Regions from separate parts of the Homo sapiens genome. Here region 1 is linked to region 2. Evidence: chromatin loops called from intact Hi-C (ENCODE). Cell type or tissue: CD4-positive, alpha-beta T cell. All regions are shown on one strand.

Region 1 (8,000 bases), 200 kb before region 2:
AACATTCTTTTTACATAAATTCCCCCCTCCACCCTTTTTTTCCTAAAGATGATAACCATTCTTTTCCAAAGCGAACTTCCTTCATGTCTGTGGACTAGACTGCCTAAGACCATAAGATTAGAAGTTAGGATAATACATGTTACACTGTTAACTTTTAGCAAACTTTACTTTTGTTGAAAACCTTGTAAGTTTGGGATTTCAATTATCCTTTGCTGTTAACAAGACCTTGTTTAGTCCAGATTTACTTAGAATTGGCATAGATGGTTCCTTCCTGGTTCTTTAAGTACTTTAAGGCTTGGCTGAGAGGAAACAGCTCTCAGGTTTGAGCAGACCAATTATTAGGCCATTTTCCTAACTCTGCTTTTACAAGAGTTTCCCTATCAATTACTGAATACCTATTGTGTCTTTTTCCCTCAGTCACCAGGGAGGAACCATCTATTGTCCTGTCCTGAAGGGAGTTCCTCCTAGGTATGGTCAGACCTTTGTATGGTAATTAATTAAGATTTAGATCCCCTGTTAGGAAACCTGCTGGGTTAAGGGAATTATCCGTGGTTAATGTTAAATCATCTTTTTCTAACAGAAGAGTCCCATACTTTAAGATTTTTGAGTTAGTAAGCTACCTTTCTGCTTTTTTTTTTTTTTTTGACTTAAGATAGTTCTGAACTTGTGAGGTGTGCTTACAATGAAGTTTCCTCTAAAAGCGATTTTTCTACTTTCTTCTGCTAGCAAAGCAGTTGCTGCTACAGATTAAATGCATTTGGGCCATCCGCAGGTTAAGGATTTTAGATAGGAAGGCTAAGGGTTGTCAGTGGCCTAAGTGCTTTAGGGCTATGCCCTTGTTTACACTGACAACAAGGTGGTATTGGAGTGTTATAGGGTCATGGAGAAGACCTTCAATTATCAATTATAGGTTTTAAATTTACCCTGGCTTTTAAAGGAATAGGGTACACTGTTTCTTCTTCACTACTTCTATCTTTCTTTCTTTGACTTTCTGTCTCTCTCTTTCTCTCCCTTTGACTCCGTCTCTGCCTCTCTCTCTTTGACTCCCTCTTTGTCTGTCTCTTCCTCTCTCTCTGCCTCTCTTTTTCTCTGTCTCTCTTTGACTTTCTGTCTCTCTCTCTCTGACTCCCTCTTTGTCTCTCTCTCTTCCTCTCTCTCTCTCTGACTCCCTCTTTGTCTGTCTCTTCCTCTTTCTCTCTCTCTCTGACTCCCTCTTTGTCTGTCTCTTCCTCTTTCTCTCTCTCTCTTTGACTCCCTCTTTGTCTGTCTCTTCCTCTCTCTCTGACTGCATCTTTGTCTCTTCCTCTCTCTCTGCCTCTTTCTCTCTCTCTCTTTGACTCCCTCTTTGTGTGTGTCTCTCTCTCTTTCTCTCTTTGATTCCCTCTTTGTCTCTTCCTCTCTCTCTCTCTTTCCCCCCTCCCTCTCTTTCCTCTCTGCTGTTCTTTCCCTGCCTCTGCCAGCTGCTTATGCTGCTGTTCTCCCCTCTCCTTCCCCTTTCCCTAGGGGAGGGACTGGCAGGAGTGGAGCTACTCTTTCTTCCTCTGAAAAGAGGATGCCCAAGATGGACATTAACTCGACCCAGGTGTACAACTGAGGTCCTAAGAATTGGTCAATTTGGTCTGCCACTCTGTAAGGGTCATCTAGTAGTGATTTAAGCTCCTTTTTTAAAACTGTGGACTTCTGAACTCGGTAGGGTAGCATTTACAAATCCAATGCCCCCTTCCCCCCTCCCCCCACCCTCCTTGTGGTACCTCTTTCAAAGGTAAGAGGATCAGGGCTAACCCCTTAGGTACAGAGGGAAATGGGAAATTCTGAATATCTTTTTTACATCGTTCTACCTCATACTGGAGTCCTTTTAGACAGGGGTATTTAGGTCGGGAGGGAACAGACTGATGGAATGGTAATTCCCAAGAGTCAGGGTTATAAGGAGGAGGGATAACATGAGTAGAGGGGGATTTGGAATGGGATCTGAGGTGTCAGTGGCTGTCTGAGGGGAAAGATTGGGGACACTGAATGGGGGAAGATAGTCTAGAGGATCTCATGCGCTGGAATGTTTAGGCGTGAGAGCTGGCTCCTCTGACTTTTCATTTTGAGGTGCCAGATTGGGTTCTTCCCTATTTGTTTTTAAGGGAAAAAGGAGGGCAGGTCCTTGTCTCCATAGCCTAGTTCTTCTTGAGACACTGGACTTTTATCATTAACATATCGGATTAGAAGCTGACACATTACATGCTCATTCGACCTAAACTTTAGCCAGAAGATTGAGGGTTTGAGGATGGGTCCCTGAGTTCAAGTAAAACAGCAATATTGTATCATTTGTTGCTTTTTCCTTTTTTCTTTTAGTCCCTTCATTATCCTTCCAGTGTTTTAGCATGAGACCTAGGGGGCTATCCGGGGGGATATCTTTGTTACCATCTTTATCCTCCTTGCTCCCTGTCTTGCTTGGGGTATTTCTCATCTTGATGGTTTTGGGGTAAGGTTCAAGGTTCAATTTCCCTTACTGGGAATTTCTCACCTTTTGGGGTGAGGCTCAATGTCCCCACTGGAAATTTCTTGCATTTTGGGGTAAGGCTCAATTTCCCCACTGGAAATTTCTTGCCTTTTGGGGTGAGGCTAAATTTCCCCCACTGGAAATTTCTTGCCTTTTTGGGGTGAGGCTCAATGTCCCCACTGGAAATTTCTTGCATTTTGGGGTGAGGCTCAATTTCCCCACTGGAAGTTTCTTGCCATTTCTACTACTGGAGATTTGTGTGAGGTTCAATCCCCCACAATGGGGATGTCTCACCACTTTTTAACTTCTAAGCCACCCCGACCAAGGAGTACTTCACCGCCCCCGCCCCACTGCAACTTTCTTACCTTGGTCCTGACCACCAAGGAAATATTTTACCAGCTCCCACAGCTTCTCCTTCCTTGGTCTGTGCACAGAGTTGTTGCCACACTATGTGAGGATCCTTTAAGCTAGGTTGCTGGCCAGTCCCCTGCCCCCACGTTGCTGAGAGCCCAGGTTATTCCTCACACTGGGTGGGTCTTGATTTCTCACCCCTGAGGCTGCCACAAGGGGGCGGGGTGTGCCTCCTCACAAGAGAGAACCAGAGAACGTCCCTAGAGGGGAATGTAATCACAGGCAGCCCCTAAATTGTTATATATAAAGTTTCAGTGCAGCAAAAGTAATAGCACTCAAATATAAAATTTTATTTTTAATTCTCAGCAAGGCAAGTTACTTCTATAAAAGGGTATGCCCTTACAGATGGAGCAATGGTGAGCGCACACTTGGACAAGGGAGGGGAAGGGGTTCTTATCCCTGACGCATGTGGCCCCTGCTGCTGTGTCATTCTCCTATTGGCTAGGGTTAGCCTGCACAGGCTAAATTCAGATTGGCTAATTTAAAGAGAATGTTGGGTTGAGTGCTTTGGCGGGAGTCAGGGCAGAGCAGGTAGCAGGTAATCTGAATGAGTTAGGGTGGAGCAGGTGATCAGAATGAGTTAAGGTGGCACAGGTGATTGGAATGAGTCAGGGTGGAGTAGGTAATTTGAATGAGTCAGGGTGGAGTAGGTAATCGAAAAAGGTTGCTTTACGAGGAAGTTAAGTTTAAAAGTAGAAAGCAAAGAATTGAACATACTGACATATTAATTATTTGAAAAGAAATTTAGAACTCATATCTAACGTCTGAGAAAAAAAGAAACAAGAATTTTAAAAGGTAAATATAGAGCAGTTTCAAGATGGCCGAATAGGAACAGCTCCAGTCTGCAGCTCCCAGCTTGAGTGATGCAGAAGATGGGTGATTTCTGCATTTCCAACTGAGGTACCAGGTTCATCTCACTGGGGTTTGTCAGACAGTGGGTGCAGTTCACGGATTGTGAGCTGAAGCAGGGCAGGGCATCACCTCACCCGGGAAGTGCAACGGGTAGGAGAATTCCCTTTCCTAGCCAAGGGAAGCCATGACAGACAGTACCTGGAAAATTAGGACACTCCCACCCTAATACTGCACTTTTCCAACAGTCTTAGCAAACAGCACACAAGGAGATTATATCCTGCGCCTGGCTTGGAGGGTCCCACGCCCACGGATCCTTGCTCACTGCTAGCACAGCAGTCTGAGATTGAACTGCAAGGCAGCAACAAGGCTGGGGGAGGGACGTCTGCCATTGCTGAGGCTTGAGTAGGTAAACAAAGCAGCTGGGAAGCTCGAACTGGGTGGAGCCCACCGCAGCTCAAGGAGACCTGCCTGCCTCTGTAGACTCCACCTCTGGGGGCAGCCCATAGCTGAACAAAAAGCAGCAGAAACTTCTGCAGACTTAAACGTCCCTGTCTGACAGCTTTGAAGACAGTAGTGGTTCTCCCAACACAGAGTTTGAGATCTGAGAATGGACAGACTGCCTCCTCAAGTGGGTCCCTGACCCCCGAGTAGTCTAACTGGGAGACACCTCCCAGTAGGGACTGACTGACACCTCATACAGCCCAGTGCCCCTCTGAGACGAAGCTTCCAGAGGAAGAATAAGGCAGCAACATTTGCCGTTCTGCGATATCTGCTGTTCTGCAGCCTCCTCGGGTGATTGATACCCAGGCAAACGGGGTCTGGAGTGGACCTAGGCAAACTCCAACAGACCTGCAGCTGAAGGTCCTGACGGTTAGAAGGAAAACTAACAAACAGAAAGGACATCCACACCAAAACCCCATCTGTACGTCAAAGACCAAAGGTAGATAAAACCACAAAGATGGGGAAAAAACAGAGCAGAAAAGCTGAAAATTCTAAAAATCAGAGTGCCTCTTCCCTTCCAAAGAAATGCAGCTCCTTGCCAGCAACAGAACAAAGCTGGATGGAGAATGACTTTGACGAGTTGAGAAAAGAAGGCTTCAGACGATCGGTAATAACAAACTTCTCCAAGCTAAAGGAGGATGTTCAAACCCATCGCAAAGAAGCTAAAAATCTTGAAAAAGGATTAGATGAATGGCTAACTAGAATAAACAGCATAGAGAAGACCTTAAATGACCTGATGGAGCTGAAAACCATGGCACGAGAACTACGTGACATATGCACAAGCTTCAGTAGCTGATTTGATCAAGTGGAAGAAAGGGTATCAGTGATTGAAGATCAAATGAATGAAATAAAGCAAGAAGAGAAGTTTAGAGAAAAAAGAGTAAAAAGAAACAAAGAAAGCCTCCAAGAAATATGGGACTATGTGAAAAGACCAAATCTACGTCTAATTGATGTACCTGAAAGTGACAGGGAGAATGGAACCAAGTTGGAAAACACTCTTCAGGATACTATCCAGGAGAACTTCCCCAACCTAGCAAGGCAGGCCAACATTCAAATTCAGGAAATACAGAGAAAGCCACAAAGATACTCCTTGAGAAGAGCAACTCCAAGACACATAATTATCAGATTCACCAAAGTTGAAATGAAGGAAAAAATATTAAGGGCAGCCAGAGAGAAAGGTCAGGTTTCCCACAAAGGGAAGCCCATCAGACTAACAGCGGATCTCTTGGTAGAAACTCTACATAGAAGCCAGAAGAGAGTGGGGGCCAATATTCAACATTCTTAAAGAAAAGAATTTTCAACCCAGAATTTCATATCCTGCCAAACTAAGCTTCGTAAGTGAAGGAAAAATAAAATCCTTTACAGACAAGCAAATGCTGAGAGATTTTGTCATCACCAGGCCTGCGTTACAAGAGCTCCTGAAGGAAGCAGTAAACATGGAAAGGAACAACTGGTACCAGCCACTGCAAAAACATGCCAAATCGTAAAGACCACTGATGCTAGGAAGAAACTTCATCAACTAACAAGCAAAATCACCAGCTAACATCGTAATGACAGGATCAAATACACACATAACAATATTAACCTTAAATGTAAATGGGCTAAATGCTCCAGTTAAAAGACACAGACTGGCAAATTGGATAAAGAGTCAAGACCCATCAGTGTGCTGTATTCAGAAAACCCATCTCACATGTAGAGACACACATAGGCTCAAAATAAAAGGATGGAGGAAGATCTACCAAGCAAATAGAAAACAAACAAACAAAAAAGCAGGGGTTGCAATCCTAGTCTCGGATAAAACAGACTTTAAACCAACAAAGATCAAAAGAGACAAAGGCCATTACATAATGGTAAAGGGATCCATTCAACAAGAAGAGCTAACTGTCCTAAATATATATGCACCCAATACAGGAGCACCCAGATTCATAAAGCAAGTCCTTAGAGACCGACAAAGAGACTTAGTCTCCCACACAATAATAATAGGAGACCTTAATTCCCCACTGTCAACATTAGACAGATCAAGACAGAAAGTTAACAAGGATATCCAGGAATTGAACTCAGCTCTGCACCAAGCCGACCTAATAGACATCTACAGAACTCTCCACCCAAATCAACAGAATATACACTCTTCTCAGTACCACATCACACTTATTCCAAAATTGACCACATAGTTGGAAGTAAAGCACTCCTCAGCAAATGTAAAAGAACAGAAACTATAACAAACTGTCTCTCAGACCACAGTGCAATCAAACTAGAACTCACCATTAAGAAACTCACTTAAAACCACACAACTACATGGAAACTGAACAACCTGCTCTTGAATGACTACTGGGTACATAACGAAATGAAGGCAGAAATAAAGATGTTCTTTGAAACCAATGAGAACAAAGACACAACATACCAGAATCTCTGGGACACATTTAAAGCAGTGTGTAGAGGGAAATTTATAGCACTAAATGCCCACAAGAGAAAGCAAGAAAGATCTAAAATTGACACCCTAACATCACAATTAAAAGAACTAGAGAAGCAAGAGCAAACATATTCAAAAGCTAGCAGAAGGGAAGAAATAACTAAAATCAAAGCAGAACTGAAGGAGACAGAGACACAAAAAACCCTTCAAAAAATCAGTGAATCCAGGAGCTGGTTTTTGAAAAGATCAACAAAATTGATAGACCGCTAGCAAGACTAATAAAGAAGAAAAGAGAGAAGAATCAAATAGACGCAATAAAAAATGATAAAGGGGATATCACCACCGATCCCACAGAAATACAAACTACCATCAGAGAATACTATAAACACCTCTACGCAAATAAACTAGAAAATCTAGAAGAAATGAATAAATTCCTGGACACATACGCCTTCTCAAGCCTAAACCAGGAAGAAGTTGAATCCCTGAATAGACCAATAACACCCTCCGATATTGAGGCAATAATTAATAGCCTACCAACCAAAAAACGTCGAGGACCAGACAGATTCACAGCCGAATTGTACCAGAGGTACAAAGAGGAGCTGGTACCATTCCTTCTGAAACTATTCCAATCAATAGAAAGAGAGGGAATCCTCCCTAACTCATTTTATGAGGCCAGCATCATCCTGATATCAAAGCCTGGCAGAGACACAACAAAAAAAGAGAATTTTAGACCAATATCCCTGATGAACATCGATGCAAAAATCCTCAATAAAATACTGGCAAACTGAATCCAGCAGCACATCAAAGGATTATAAATCATGCTGCTGTAAATACACATGCACACGTATGTTTATTGCGGCACTATTCACAATAGCAAAGACTTGGAACCAACCCAGATGTCCATCAATGATAGACTGGATTAAGAAAATGTGACACATATACACCATGGAATACTATGCAGGCATAAAAAAGGATGAGTTCATGTCCTTTGTAGGGACATGGATGAAGCTGGAAACCATCATTCTCAGCAAACTATCACAAGGACAAAAAACCAAACACCGCATGTTCTCACTCATAGGTGGAAATTGAACAATGAGAACACTTGGACACAGGGTGGGGAACATCACACACCGGGGCCTGTCGTGGAGTGGGAAGAGGCGGGAGGAATAGCATTAGGAGATATTCCTAATGTAATAGGAATGTAAATGACGAGTTAATGGGTGCAGTACACCAATATGGCACATGTATACATATGTAACAAACCTGCACGTCATGCACATGTACCCTAGATCTTAAAGTATAATAATAAAACAGGTAAATATACATACATATACACAT
Region 2 (8,000 bases):
TGAGAAGTGTTGCTCTGGGGGTTCCAACTTGTGGGCATGGGGTACTGATGAGATCAGTAGTGTTTGGAGACTTCTGTATGCTCCATCTTCAGAAGACATTCTGGAGTCCATATAAGTTATCTTGTCTCTTGTTTGAAGCAGGAAAAAGGAATGCGATTGCTGGTAATATAGTTCACTAAAGTCAGCTACCTGGCCTCTAACAGTTATTTGCAAAGTATATTATAACATTGATTCCTCAAACATCTAGATTCCTATCTCGTGCCAAGTGATGTACTAGGTGCTCTAAGTACAAAAATAAAGGAATATAGTCCTCCTCTCAATGCGTAAGCCTAGTGGAAGAAGCAGAAATGAAAGGGAAATAAGAATTCAATAGAGTATGAGGCATTACAGTGAAAGAAACCAAATGTCTTAGAAGTACAAATGGCAGAGCTACTAATTCTGTCTCGAGCAGGCAGGGAAGAGTCTATAGTGGAAATGACTTTTGAGCTAGATTTTGAATTGAGCTAGTCTTTTGAGCCAGACTTTTGAGCTAGAATTGTAGGGTTGTCATCAGACCAGAGAGTAGGAAGGGTACCTTGTGAGGAAGAGAGAGAGAGATCAGATTGTTACTGTGTCTATGTAGAAAAGGAAGACATAAGAAACTCCATTTTGATCTGTACTAAGAAAAATTGTTTCTGCTTTGAGATGCTGTTAACCTGTAACTTTAGTCCCAACCCTGTGCTCACAGAAACCTGTGCTGTAATGAATCAAGGTTTAATGGATTTAGGGCTGTGCAGGATGTACCTTGTTAACAATATGTTTGCAGGCAGTATGCTTGGTAAAAGTCATCGCCATTCTCCATTCTCGATTAACCAGGGACACAGTGCACTGCGGAAGGCCGCAGGGACATCTGCCCAAGAAAGCCTGGGTATTGTCCAAGGTTTCCCCCCACTGAGACAGCCTGAGATATGGCCTTGTGGGAAAGGAAAGACCTTACCACCCCCCAGCCCGACACCCGTAAAGTGTCTGTGCTGAGGAGGAGTAGTGAAAGAGCGGGGCCTCTTTGCAGTTGAGATAAGAGGAAGGCTTCTGTCTCCTGCTCATCCCTGGGAATGGAATGTCTCTGTGTAAAGCTGACCATTCCCATTCGTTCTATTCTGAGATAGGAGAAAACCACCCTGTGGCTGGAGGCGAAGTATGCTGGCAGCAATACTGCTCTGTTACTCTTTGCTACACTGAGTTGTTTGGGTAAAGAGAAACATAAATCTAGCCTGCGTGCACATCCAGGCACAGTACCTTTCCTTGAACTTATTCATGATACAGATTCCTTTGCTCACGTTTCCCTGCTGACCTTCTCCCCACCTGTTGCCCTGCTACACTCCCCTCGCTAAGATAGTAAAAATAATGATCAGTAAATACTGAGGTAACTCAGAGGCTAGCGCTGGTGCGGGTCCTCCGTATGCTGAGTGCCGGTCCCCTGGGCCCACTGTTCTTTCTCTATACTTTGTTTCTGTGTCTTATTTCTTTTCTCAGTCTCGTCCCACCTGACGAGAAATACCCACAGGTGTGGAGGGGCTGGCCCCTTTCAGTATCTCAGAAGGGACAAAGTACACAAAGGCATGGGGTCATGATAGTGCCTGGTATGTTCAGGTAGTGAAGAGGTCCATGTGGTATGAGCACTGCAGATGATATGTGTCGTATGAATTAAAAATACATAGTTACTGCAAATAGTTTTTACAGGTTATTGTTTTTAAGAAAGCAGTATCTAATGCACGAGTGTACTGTCAGTACTGTCAATGAACTACTTACCACTCAAGTGACTGCTTATCTGTTGTTCTGTCCTCTCAAGCCACCTACAGTCAGAAAATGGTCTTGATTTTACTGATGTTGCTGTTAATAATAGCTGTGACTTCTTGAGTACCCACCACATGCCAGGCCCAATGTAGGGGCTTTGCATCCATTATCCATGATCTTTACAACAACCCTGCAAAATTAGGTATCAGCCTTATTTTAAAGTCTTGACAGCTTGTGACTTCCCTGAAGTTGCATAGGCAGGAAGAATCTAAGTCAACATTCGAATCCACGTCAGTCTCATGAAGCCTGTGCTCTTTCCTGCGTGCCATGCCATAGTTCTAGTTAAGTGACAACTCCTTTCCTCCATGACATTGTAGATCCAGTATGCTAAGGAACCCTCTATTTACAAATTGTAAGTGATTAAACAAAACAAACCTGTTAGTGGCGCTTATACATCCAAATGAGTGTTGTTATTCAAAGAGGTTACTTGGGGAAAGAGAATGTATACACCTATTCCATTGTTCATACTCCTTGTTACTCATCTGGAATTCCCTTTAAAGTCAGTTTACATATCACATAAGAAGATCCATCTCATTGCTTTATGATCATCTATCATTTTCAACCAAAATAGTTCCACCTAGTTTGATCACACATCTTATTCACTAACCTTGGCTCTGACTGACTGTTTGCCATTTCCAAAATTTGAATCCACCCTCAGTGAAAATTTAGCACCATTTGGGATAGTCAGAAGATCAGACTGCAGGTTCTCAAGGTGCTTCCAAGAAGAAAGCTTCAAAGATGATTTGAGTAATGAAGTACCATTGGAATTACTGCATTGCCTCCCAAGGGGACTGGTTAAAGGAGAGAAATCTCATTTGAATGTATAATTTCCAGTTTTAAAAGTATCATTCCTATTACTTGATAATTACACACACATTGTTCTTAGCTGTGTTCTTTGAGGGCCAGGATTTGGAGGTGCTGAATTACGTGCTGAATGAGTGGATGTTGGGTACAAATAGACATCTACCACTGGGAAGTCTTTGTTGTACAGGAGAGACCGTGGATTGAAGGAGTTTTAGATAGTTTCCTAGGACTCCAGAAGTTAAGCTTTTTAATATGGAGCTTGAGTTTTCTAATCATTTTGCCTGATATGTCATGCCTGTACAAGATGACTGGAATTTAAGACAAAAGCCTCGAACTCTGGAGATAGATGCTTTATAAGTGGAGACTCATACTTTGTCAGCTCCAACCTAATAGTGACAACAATGATTGCTAAATGAGATTATTACCTACAATGTGGCAGAACTTTTGTCTTTCATAATACTGCTAAAGCTAGAATGGGTAAAATGTATCATTTACACAGTGCTTTCACATACCCTTGTCTTAATGAATCAGTATATGAGGAATCAGATGAGGAGACAGACCTGGGGGAAAATAACTCACCCAAGACCACACCGCTGATGAATGGCAGTTGAGGAACTTAAATGCAGATCTTCCTACTGGCCTGGGCTCTGCTTTTATTTGGCTTTTGTGCTTTTTTGTATCTACTGGTTAAATGCTCTTAAACATTTTTTATCTTAATAAAACCAGCTAAAGTCTCCACTAAAAGACTTTAAATTTGGTTAATAAGGTGTAAGAGGGGCAGTTCCCTTGATAGTTTGTGAGTATGTCAGGTTGTCATTTGGAGCCATTCTGTCAAGCTTTAGACTGGGATGTGCCATCCAAAGTTTGTGTGTGTGTATGTGCTTGTGCGTGTGTACGTGCATGCAGGCATGTGTTAATGCGCGTGTATGTGCTCCAGTGAAGCCAGCAGCTTCCACTGGAAAAAAACTGATAGGTCTAAAAAGAGTCCAGCTGCATTCTTATGATATGCAGAAAACAGATACTAGAACTTTTACATTCAGAGTCATCATTCCTTTGCTAAGTATATTCTCTCTCTCCCTCCCTTCTTCCTTTTCTCCCTCCCTATTCTCCCAACCCTGCAAAGTGGAGAGAGGGAATTTGAGCCTGAGCAGAAAGCTCCATGTAAATTTCAGAGAGGATACTAGCTTTGGCCCAGGTAGCACTACTTAGTGATTCATCGTATACTAACACTACAGATTCAAATGAGAGTGGAATAAATCCATTCTAAAGGTGTAACTGGAAAAGTGAATTTTAAGAAGTAGTGATTAATGTTAAACCAGAACCTCCCATTTCTCCCAGGTTTGTGGAGAATTAAGCAGTCTATTTTTATACTTGGAATCTGGTCTGAATGTTTCTTGAAAAGTAACTCAAAGTAGTTTAGGCTATGACCATAAGTTATTTTTGTAAATACATTTTCTTATCACTGTATTATTGCATATTATTGTGTATTCTTTTGCAAATCAGGCTTGATATTTCCTTTTGGCTATGCAGTCACCTTTTAGACTTTGCTTGCAAATATATTGATATAGTTAAGATACTATTCTTTCTTTCCCCAACTAGGAGTGTGTATGAATTACATCTTTTGAACTTACTGATTGTATTACTTTGTTTTACTTGATCAACTTTGTAGTTTAATTTTTTTAAAAAGCTAGCTGTTGGGATTACTGATCAGTTTCATTTTTATATCTATATTTCTACTTTTAGTTTTATTATTTTCATGTTTTGGCTTTTTCCCCAAATTTCTTAGAAACTCAGTTTACTAGTTTTCTTTTGCCTCTTTTTTTTTTTCTTTGTTTTCTACTTTTACTTAAACATTTTAAATGAACACATTTTCTCTTGAGTTTTGTTTTGGCAGCTGCCCAGGTATTTTTATGTTTCAATTGTATTTTAGTAACTCTACTAAACTGCTTAACAAATCAGTATTGAAAATGATCCATTTTTTGTCAGTGTTTTTATGAATTGTATAAAATGTCTACCTCTGGTCTCTACTGATTACAATCTACCTTACACACTCATATGTATCTTCTGTCACTCTTGTTGAGAAAATCTGCAGTGGCCCCATATTACCTATTAATAAATTCCAAGGACTTTACCTTGATATTCACATTCCCCTACCATGTTACCACAGCCAACTTCTGGCTTATTCCCCCCAGTACCCTTTCTCCTGTCTCTGCAGCACCCTACCCACCACGATTTATAGAAAGTATTCTGTGTGTTCCAGTCTGCTGGAATTGGAGAGGGGAGGATAAAGAGGGGATGAGCAATGGGTACAATAATACAGTTAGATAGAAATAATAAATCTAGTGTTTGGTAGCACAAGAGGGCAAATATAGTTAATAATGTATATTTGCAAATAACTAAAAGAGTGGAATTGAAATGTGCCTAACACAAGTAAGTGATCAGTGCTTGAGGTGATGGATATCCCAGTTACTCTGATTTGATCATTACACATTGTATGCTTGCATCACAGTATCACGTGTACCCCATAAATAGGCACAACTGTTTTGTATCCATAATAAATAAAAATAATTTTTAAAAAATTGGAAAACATCTTATTCCCTTTGTCTGGAATTCCTTATTCCCAACTTGTTGCCCAGATTCCACTTCTCTTCCCATCTCTCTCAGGGAAATTAATCTTCCAAGTCCCCTAGTTTACCATATGTAGTTACTTGTTGATACATCATCTCCCTCTGTTCCTATTAGTCTGAGCATCTTGAGCGAACGCATTGTTGCTCCTTTTTATGTATCTCACACATTTCAGGCACTCAAATATTTTTAACAATTGTAAATTAGATGTGTGTTTATTGTGTATTGCTGCCCCATGATCCTTTTTTTCTCCCTGGAAAAACTATATATATGTAAAGCAAGTATGTTTTCTTGTTCTGCTACGTAATTATCTTCATATAAGCTTGCTGTTTTTTAAATTTTCTCGTTCTGCTACTTAATTCTCTTCATATAACCTTGCTGTTTTTTAAATCTACTCTTGTGTTCATTTCCGTATTTTCCTTAGGAACTTTGTCTGTTTTATCTGTCATGATTTAAGAGTAGCATGAGGAAGCCCACAATTAAAATATTTCTGTGTATCCTTAAAAAAGAAAAATTGTAAAATTATTTCCATATTCCATGGTCATGTTAGGTTTTTGTTATTTAGGTTTTCCTTATTAGTCCTTTTAGCATTTTAATACTTTCGGCTTTGAAATCTAATTTATCTAATTTTAAAGATAGTAAATTGTTGCTCTTGTCTTCATCCAGGCGTGCTAAACCTCTGTCATCTGATTTCTGATAGTTGGTTCGACTTTTGACTTTGGTTCCAAGCGTAACTCTTGAATGTAACAGGTTTACTTTCTTAATCTAGGAAGCAACCTTTCTTTTTACAGAGCTGTGGTAGGCAGAATAATGACGCCCCCAAGTATGTCCACATCCTAATCCGTGGAACCAGGGAATATGTTCTGTTACATGGCAAAGGGGAATTAAGGTAGCAGATGGAATTAAGTTTGCTCATCAGCTGACCTTAAAATAGATTATTCTGGATTCTCTGGCTGAGCCCAATGTAATTACAGGGCCCTTAAATATAGAAGAGGGAGACAGAAAAGGAGGTCAGAGTGATTCAGTATGAGAAGAACTGCATTCTCCATTGTTGACTTTGAAGATGGAGGAAGGGGCCATGAGCTAAGGAATGTGGCAGCCTCTAGAGCTAGAAAAGGCAAAGAAACATTCTCTCCTAGAGCCTTCAGTAGCATAGTCCTGCTGACACCTCAAGTTTAGCCCAGCGAGACCCATATTGGACTCTGACCTCCAGAATTGTAAGGGTTATGCCTTTTAAACCACTAGGTTTATGCTTTTTAAACCACTAGGTTTGTGGCAGTTTTGAATGGCAGCAATAGGAAATTAATAAGAGAACATTCAGCTCATGTATATTTTTCTAACCCTAGTATTTGAATCATGAATTATATTTTGTGGGTCCTTTTGTAAGTTTATCTTGTTTTCTATTTTTCATGTAATAGACATAAAATTTTAAGTTTCCTTTAAATTATGTCAAAAACCACATAAAATAATCCCTTTTCCAACATTTAAAACATTTTGGTACTTCTCTTTTCTTTAGTTCCACTACTCTCTTTTTTTATTAAATAAGGAAACTGTTTTACAGAGGATAATGAAGTTAGCTTACAGCATTTACCACCCCCCCCCACCAATTTACTTTTTATTTATAGTCTGAAAATCCTTTAGGATAAAAATTACCTGTACATGTTATCTAATTTACATATGAATCCTGTGTCGTCATTATCTTAGCATTTGTTAATGTTTGAATCCACTAATTTCTTTTTTAAATAGTCTGTTTTCAAGTCCATTGTTTCTGGTAATTATATTTGTAGCCACAGGCTTTAGTTGACAAATTGGTTCTGATTTTTTTAGATTTTGGAATATTTCCCTCTGCTTTAAGAGAGAAAACTTCTGCCTCTACTAATTGTGTACTGTAATTGTGGTGATAACTCCATTTCTATTAACTTGTGAATCACCTTGACACAGGCTCTCTTCTTGTCCAAAGTCTAAGGGATGAAGTCATTTTTATCTTGGTTTCTTTAAATGTTCTTTCTTTGTAGCAGCTTATAAAAGCCTGTTTTTGTTTTCGAGTATTAATATTATTAGCTAATGTGTATTGAGTACGCTGGTTATCAGACTGTTTCCCACAGACCTTGGGAGTGGGCCTTGAGACCCTTTCCAGGTATCTGCAAAGTCAAAATTATAATACTAAGACATTCTTTGCCTTGGTCGACATTGGCACTGGTGGTACAAAAGTAGTGCATCAAACAGCTGGTGCTGGAGCACAAATCAGGACAGTGGCACCAGCTGCACTAGTCTTCTGTCACTGGATTCTTCACCACCACGTGCTGGACTTGCAGTTAAAAAAAAAATGCCAGCTTCACTTACGAATGTCCTTGATAAAGCAGAAAAATATTAATCTCATTTAATCTTGACCCCTGAATGCACATCTAGTTTAATATTCCATGTGATGAAATGGGAAGAATGCATAAAGGCCTGTTGTATGCTGAAGTGCAATGGTTGACTCAAGGAAAAACGTGTGTGCCTGAGTTACAAGCTGCTGTTTTCATGGAGTATCATTTTTATTTGGAAGGACAACTGACAGACAAGACTGTGGTTATTTGTGTTATGGTGTTTGGCAGACATTTTCTTGAAAATGCAGGAAGCCACAATAAACATACGTGTGCATGTGTCTTTATAGCAGCATGATTTATAGTCCTTTGGGTATATACCCAGTAATGGGATGGCTGGGTCAAATGGTATTTCTAGTTCTAGATCCCTGA

Evidence for each region. Peaks named below come from ENCODE experiments on the same cell type or tissue, not always from the same donor. Only the 100,000 strongest peaks of a DNase experiment are listed, where the experiment ranks them.
Region 1: it touches region 2 in a loop (7-fold over the local background); 3 of 110 quality-filtered maps call a loop at or near these places.

The regions. Positions count from the first base shown.
Region 1 is chrX:149,820,670-149,828,669 of GRCh38, reverse strand. It overlaps LINC00850 (long intergenic non-protein coding RNA 850), which reads right to left and starts at 2,962. Exons shown (of 3, transcript NR_109813.1): 1 at 2,854-2,962. In CD4-positive, alpha-beta T cell, a CTCF peak has its summit at 3,060 (motif pointing right); a DNase peak (open chromatin) is centred at 3,059.
Region 2 is chrX:149,620,086-149,628,085 of GRCh38, reverse strand. All of the region lies in intron 1 of TMEM185A (transmembrane protein 185A), which reads left to right. Among named protein-coding and RNA genes, the nearest start is that of TMEM185A, 7.7 kb to the left of the region's middle. In CD4-positive, alpha-beta T cell, no CTCF peak of the experiment used is centred here; no DNase peak of the experiment used is centred here.